Linked DNA regions of Homo sapiens: region 1 is linked to region 2. A link is an interaction called in ENCODE POLR2A ChIA-PET data of the cell type or tissue named here. Cell type or tissue: HCT116. All regions are shown on one strand.

Region 1 (4,000 bases), 62 kb before region 2:
TCCTTCTTCTAAGTGAACATCTGAAAATGAAGCTTCTGAAGGTACCTTCTTCTGTTCATCTTTCAAACTCTGTGCAATCTGCTGTATAAAGAAATCAGAAGGAATGTTACCGTTTTCAGCAGTGTTTGGCAACATGAACATGTTCTTTATACAAAGTACATATATATATATTTTCAACTTGACATTTGGAAACTATTCAGATTTAAGACTGGATACATTCTGAATATTAGAAATGTTTTTGTTCAAGTAACTGGCCAATCCAAATAACAGGTTTTTGCTTTATGTGATAATAGCTACAGTATGCTATTTTTGAAACAGATATTTTTTAAAAATTAGCATGGACTCACTGCCTAAAGAATATCATGCAGTATACAAAGGAGACACCAACTACTAAATTAGTAATGAAAATCCCACTAATTTGCATTAATTATAAAGGTGGAAATACACAGAAATGAAGACCTAACAGTCATTTAGTTACTGTCAAAAAGAATGGCCAGTCATAAAAATGAGACAATGGACTTTGGGAATTCCGGGGCAAAGACTGGGAGGCAGGTAAGGCATAAAAGACTCCATATTGGGTACAGTGTACACTGTTTGGGTGACAGGTGCACTAAAGTCTCAGAAATCACCACTAAACAACTTATCCATGTAACCAAAAATCACCTGTACCCAAAAAACTATTGAAATTAAAAAAAAAAATTAATAGCCAGAGAATTGATTAGGAAACAGACTCCCTACCACATAGGCCAGTCCACTCATTCCACGTGCAGAAATTGGAAAGTACAGCTAATTCCTAAACGGCATGCAGATGTCACAGCCAGACCACTCTTATACCCCAGTCCCTCACCAAAAGAAAATCACAGTAAGCATATTTACTGCAAGTGGTTACCCTTAAGCCAAAAGGTCTACTACACAAGGGAGCATCCAGGATACAGGCCATGTAATGACTGAATAAACATACCAAATATACCACTAAATTACACTGGGAAGGGAGCATATAGAAAACTTTATCACCTAACATCCTATCAGACACAGCAATTAAAACAGGCATTCTTATCTATAATACAAAAACTGATACTCCTAATGAAGGCCAGGACGGGAGGAAAAGGAGGGAGCACCATTCACTAGATCAGGCTGGGAAACAGATCTAGTCTTCATCATACCTGCTTTGTGGCCCTCAAAGTCAAGGCAGCTCCTGCAAATGGACCACCCATCTGCTCCCTGTTGTTATCCGCAATACCAAGACACATAAAGATAATTCCAGCTATGGACCACAGAAAAGAAACAGCCCCCACTGCCTGCCCTACAAGGGGATCTGATCCCTGCAAGGTTGATTCTGTATATTATTTAAAAAGTAACAACATATAAATAATTAATATAACTAGCCAAAATGCAGTAAGTTTAAATAGAAGTCAGAGGAAGAGATGTAAGTTTAGGAGAACATCCTCAAAACAGGTAAGAACATATTTCCAGCCTGTTAACTTTAAAACGAACATACCTATTATTACATATTTATCCACCTAGGCATTGAAATGAATTAGGTTAAGTCAAAATGCTGGTGAGGATTTGGAGCAACAGGAATGATCTAGTACACACACATATTTCTATGCCAGCACCTGAGAGAGCTTAAAAGCAACAATACCCCTGTAGCAACGAGCACACCTAATGCCCAGATCTCTTTCTAATACAATCCTTCAATAAAGGAACCAGCACTCCTTGAAGAAATGGTCGATTCTAGGAGAGAAGCAGGAAATATACTGATGCACCTGAAGTTCTTATAGTGCCAGGAAATAAGAAAGTTCTCAAAATAAAAAATCTACATAAATGAGTATGTCAAAAGGACATAGGAGCCAACTGAAAGAGCTCCCAGTGGTGAAAGCTGGAGCAGCAAAATAAAGTACCAGTGAACTATAACCCAAAGTATGAATAAATATCCGTTAAGTCCACACTGACATCAGTAAGTGATTGAATCAACAAATTGGAAAAAGAGACCAAGTCCACACTGACATCAGTAAGTGATTGAATCAACAAACTGGAAAAAGAGACCAATCTCCCTTACAGAGAAGTTCCAAGTATTTACATAGATACTTTGCCCTCAAAAAAGGTAGAGCACAACCCACTCCTTGAGCATGGGTTACACATGGGACTTCCTTCCAAAGAGTACAGTGTGGAAAGTGGGGAAGAGGAGTAACTGCACGGTGGTGAAACCTGACAACACTACTTCAGCCAGATGGTCAAGTTCAATATCAACAGTGAACATTCATGTTGAAAGGCTGTACCCTTAATATGATGTAATAACAATGGCATTTTACACCACTGTGGTTTTCCTCCCCAAAACCCAAAACACTAGTCTAATCATAAGGATAACATCAGACGAATTCCAACAAAGGGGCATTGTATAAAAAGCTTGAAATACTCATGACAACACTATAAACCAGTCCTCAACACTGCTAAGTCATCGAAAACAAGAAAAGTCTGAAAAACTGTCACAGACAAAAGGAGCCTAAAAAGACATAAAAACTAAGTGCAACGTGGTGTTGTAAATGGGATCCTGGAATAGAAAAAGACATGAAAAACACTAAGAAAATCTGAATAAACTATGGACCTTAGTAAATAAATACCAGTGACTCACTACTGGTTCATTAATTGTGGCAAATGTATCATACCAACAGAAGATCTTGGTAATAGGAGCAACTGGGTGCAGGGTATATAAAAACTCTGTACCACCTTCTCAATTTTTCTGTAAATCTCAAACTATCTTACAATACAAAGTCTACTTTAAAAATAAAAATAAAAGAAATTAGGACATTTGACATCCAAGAAAAGCAGTCTAAATAGAAACAGGATAGTATCTGAGCCACATCTGACAACTTTAACAACACAGATTGGCACTTTGTGACAAAAGATATGCTGATGAATACAGGATACACTTAGAAAGAAATTATCTTTAATCTATTTTCCACAGATATTTAGGTCTACAGCACTCCTTATATAAACTAATTAAGCAAGATTAGTGTTTAGACCTGGCAAAAATTAGATTACATTTTTAAAAAATTTAATAGCTTACAGATTTCTCAAGATTATATTTTTTTAAAACACGTTAGAAACATGATGACTTAGCAAAATTATTTCAAGGGACATTTTTTAAATTCACCAGCACCAAAACTGCCTTTGGAATTTTTCAAATAAAATAATCAGGCCTCTTTTTTATATATATATATATATATATACACACACACACACACACACACACACACTCACACACACACACACACACACACACATACATATATATATATTTTTTTTTAAGGCAGTGTCTCACTCTGTGACCCAGGCTGGAGTACAGTGGCACAATGACAGCTCACCCCAGCCTCCATCTCCCGGGCTCAGGTGATCCTCCCACCTCTGCCTCCCGAGTAGCTAGGACTACAGCCGCCACCATGCCTGCCTCATTTTTGTATTTTTTGTAGAGATGGGGTTTCACTGTGTTGTGCAGGCTGGTCTTGAACTACTGGGCTCAAGTGATTCGCCCACCTTGGCCTCCCACAGTGCTAGTATTACAGGCGCAAGCCACCGTGCCTGGCCAAGACTATTTTTAAAAAGTCAAATATTCTGTTTTTCAATATTTCAAGGGTTAAATAAATTACAACAGCCACTGTCTCTCATATGACTACCAGCATTAAGTGCTTTCTGGGTCATTATCTTTACTCTTACAACAATACTCCAAGGTCAGTATTATGCCTGTTTTACAAATAATTAAACATACTAATAAAAAATAAGAAAGAGCTACTAACTGGGCTGGGATTTGAACCCAGGTCTATCTCACTCTTACATTTCCCCCTATGCCATGCAAATGGCAAACTTACATGGGCAAAAATCTCTAAAGAGATTTGAAATCTGCAGATCTATATTTAGAATCAAACGTCTGACAGCAATCTCATTGTATATCTTAGTAGGATATATTCTAAGAACAAAAGTAGTATAAAAATCTTGAATTAAG
Region 2 (4,000 bases):
AGAGAGTTTCACTTTTGTTGCCCAGGCTGGAGTGCGATGGCGCAATCTCGGCTCACTGCAACCTCTGCCTCCTGGGTTCAAGAGATTCTTCTGCCTCAGCCTCCAGAGTAGCTGGGACTACAGGTGCCCACCACCACACCCGGCTAATTTTTGTATTTTTAGTAGAGACAGGGTTTCACCATGTTGACCAGGCTGGTCTCAAACTTCTGACCTCTGGTGATCCACCTGCCTTAGCCCCCACAAAGTGCTGGGATTACAAGCGTGAGCCACTGCACTCAGCCTTCTTATCTTTTTAGTATAAATGGAAAGAGGACAATGAACACATACAAACTATTTTGTTAAATCATCCTTAGTTTTTGTTTTTCAGTGAACTTTGATTAAAGGAAACATATTTGGGGACAGAGTTATTCTGTTTATTTATGTGGACATTGCATTACATCTGGGAAATAGACTGTCAAGGTACAGAGGGTACTCTGTGGCCTATATCAATAAGCCCCAGCCAAGGTCTAGTTATCCCTTTTTAGGTAAGTAGGTGAAAGGGTGATGGTGGTAATGTGAGTACTTGCATCTCTGGTTGTAGAATTTTTCCTAGGCTATTGGAAAGTCTATATTAAGGCTAGGAGTTCCTGGTCATATAGAGACCTCTAGCCATTGAAAAATCCTTCTGTGGTGTTGATAGAGCAAGTTTGGCATTTGTCCACTCTAAGAGGACTGCATGTCCTTGTGACTCAAACCATTAACTGAGAACTGGCCTTGACCTGTGGGGAAGGACATGATGAGGAGAGAAACCCAGCAGGACATTGTTATCAGTGCCAACATAAGCACGAGGGTGAAATGCATCTGCTTCTTGAGCTGCCGTTCTGCAGAGGAATTTGTTAGTTAACCGGCACTGGCTGAGTGTCTGTTCTATTTAGAGCTCCTGTTATGTGGGTTAGCTAAGTATCAGCTCTTTAGGTCATAAATACATTGAGCATTTTGGGAAGACATTTAATATATGTGTGGCTATGTATTTCTCTAACAACCATCCCCTAATTTTTTTTACATGATGTATGTTGTCCATATTAGATTCTGTACAGGGTTCCTTCCATCCTTCCTTCCTTCCTTCCTTCTTTCCTTCTTCCGTCCTTCCTTCCTTCCTGTCTTTCTTCCTTTTTTTTTTTTCAGGGGGAGTACAGTGGTGTGATCTCAGCTCACTGTAGCCTCAACCTCCTGGCCTCAAGTGATCCTCCTACCTCAGTCTCCTGAGTAGCTGAGACCACAGGGTGTGTGCCACCATGCCCAGCTAATTTTTGTATGTTTTTTTTTTTTTTTTTGTAGAGACAGGGTTTCACCATGTTGCCCAGGCTGGTCTCCGACTCCTGGGCTCAAACAATCCACCCGCCTTGAACCCCCAAGGTGCTAGGATTACAGTTTTACAGTGTGAGTCACCATGCCCAGCCTTTTCTTTTCTTTTTCTTTAACTTACAATGCTTTAATTTTTTGATAGCTTTATTGAAGTATAAATGATATACAAAAAATTGCACATATTTAAATGTATAAAATTTGATGACTTTGGTTATAATGCACATATACCTATGATATCATTGCCACAATCAAGGTAACAAATAAGTTCATCATCTCCAAAAGTTTCGTTGTGCCCCTTTGTCTGCCTTTTTGTGTGTGTGTATGCGAGGAAGAACACTTAACATGAAATCTACCCTCTTAACACATTTTTAAGTGTACAACATGGTATATTGTTAACAATAGGCACTATGTTATACAGCAGATGTCTAGATCTTAATCATCTTATATAACTGTAGCTTCATACCCATTGAAAAACTCCCCATTTCCTCCATCCTCTGGCAACCTCCATTGTATTTTCTGCTTCTCTAAGTTTGATTATTTTAAAGTCCTCATGTAAGCTTCTGTGACTGACTCATTTCACCTAGCATAATGTCCTTTAGGTCCGTCCGTATTGTCGCAAATCATCCCCTAACAATTTCATGCAGGGCTGCCTTGATTCTATAGTAGCTCCCTTTCACATGAGCAATATAAAGTGTGCTTAATTGTGTATTTGAGTGAGGTCTTTATACTCTTACTGCATGCAGCCATCCACAACAATGCACATGAGTAGTGTCTGTGTAAGAGGAGGCACAGTCAAACAGAAAGCATTCTCTTTCCGGCATGTCTGCAGAGCCTGGACACTGGCATATGCAGAGGCCCTCACAGGACTCACCTTAAAACCCAAAGTGGTTTTAAAACTTGTGGTTGGGCGTGGTGGCTCATGCCTGTAATCCCAGCCCTTTGGGAGGCTGAGGTGGGTGGATAATCTGAGGTCAGGAGTTTGATACCATCCTGGCCAAAACGGCGAAACCCTGTCTCTACTAAAAATACAAAAACTAGCTGGGCGTGGTGGCGCATGCCTGTAATCCCAGCTATTCAGGAGGCTGAGGCAGGAGAATCGCTTGAACTTGGGAGGCAGAGGTTGCAGTGAGCTGAGATTGCACCACTGCACTCCAGCCTGGGCGACAGAGCGAGACTCCGTCTCAAAAAACAAAAAAAAACACCAAAGAAAACCACTTGAGGTTGTACAAGAAATAGTCGGAGTGACTGAATCCTGCTGTGGAATCACTAACGTGTGATTTGCTTAAAAGTTTACTTAAATAAGTTATAAATCTATGATACATTTTTTTTTTTATGTAGCCCAGGCTGGAGTGCAGTGGCTTCCATCTCAGGAGGTGTCTCCCGTGTTTTTTTTTGTTTGTGTGTGTTTTTTTTTTTTTTTTTTTTTTTTGAGTAGCTGAGTAGCTGGGATTACAGGCACCCACCACCATGCCTGGCTAATTTTTGTATTTTTAGTAGAGACGGGGTTTCACCATGATGATCAGGCTGGTCTCGAACTTCTTGCCTGAAGTGATCCACCTGCCTCGGCCTCCCAAAGTGCTGGGATTACAGGTGTGAGCCACTGCACCCAGTCTATGATGCACATTTTGTGATTAGTTTTACATATGCAGTGTTATCAGTTAGGAAAACCATAAGCAGTGATACCAAGTTAAAGTGGTCTTTTTCTCAAGAAACAAGAAGCCTGGGGGTAGAAAGTTGGTTTAGCTGCCTGACAATGTCAATAAGACCCTGACTCTTTCTCTCTTTCGGTCCTGCCTTTCTTAGCATGTGGGCCTTTTGTTAACATGCTTGTCACTTTGTGAGAGTGAGACTGTGGCCACAGCTGCACGTACCATGTTTGTATTCAAGGCACGAGAATGGGGAAGGGGCAGTGCCAGTGACCACTGCTCCTGGGCCTGTTCTCTTTGTACAGAAGTAAAGCCTTTCTCAAACACTCCTCCTTATGCTGCCCAAGAGTTTCATGTTTGTCTCGTTGGACAGAACTTGTCACTTGGCCATGCTTAGCTGCAAGAAAGGCTGGGAAAGAAGTTTTTTTGTTTTGTTTTGTTTTGTTTTGTTTTGTTTTGTTTTTGAGATGGAGTCTCACTCTGTTGCCAGGCTGGAGTGCAGTGGTGCGATCTTGGCTCACCGCAACCTCTGACTCCCTAGTTCAAGTGATTCTCCTGCCTCAGCCTCCCGAGTAACTGGGATTACAGGCACATGCCACCACGCCCAGCTAATTTTTGTATTTTTAGTAGAGATGGGGTTTCACCATGTTGTCCAGGATGGTCTCCATCTCCTGACCTCGTGATCCTCCCGCCTCGGCCTCCCAAAGTGCTGGGATTACAGGTGTGAGCCACCGCGCCCAGCCGGGAAAGAAGTATTTAACATTTTCAGCTTCCATAGTGGAGGGTGGCACAACAGAGGAGGATTAGAAATAAGCTGCTCTACCAATGGCTTCTGGAGAGTCCCCACCAATCCTTCATTAAGGAAGGAAGATGTGACCAGAATCCTTTCAGTGGCTTCCTTTTGTGGCATTTAGATGTAAATTAGATTTTTCAGGGTTTCAAGGAGCAGGCACATCCTCAGGTTATTTCCATGAATGAAGGCCAATTATAAGGCTACATAGGGAAATAAA

Evidence for each region. ChIA-PET counts read pairs that join two places held together with the same protein. Peaks named below come from ENCODE experiments on the same cell type or tissue, not always from the same donor. Only the 100,000 strongest peaks of a DNase experiment are listed, where the experiment ranks them.
Region 1: POLR2A ChIA-PET joins it to region 2 with 5 read pairs; 3 of 35 experiments call an interaction of 5 or more read pairs at or near these places.

The regions. Positions count from the first base shown.
Region 1 is chr13:45,499,325-45,503,324 of GRCh38, reverse strand. It overlaps COG3 (component of oligomeric golgi complex 3), which reads right to left. Exons shown (of 23, transcript NM_031431.4): 14 at 1-81. Among named protein-coding and RNA genes, the nearest start is that of COG3, 36 kb to the right of the region's middle. In HCT116, no CTCF peak of the experiment used is centred here; a DNase peak (open chromatin) is centred at 2,384; H3K27ac peaks cover 1,325 bases.
Region 2 is chr13:45,437,377-45,441,376 of GRCh38, reverse strand. No RefSeq gene overlaps it. Among named protein-coding and RNA genes, the nearest start is that of SLC25A30, 21 kb to the right of the region's middle. In HCT116, no CTCF peak of the experiment used is centred here; no DNase peak of the experiment used is centred here.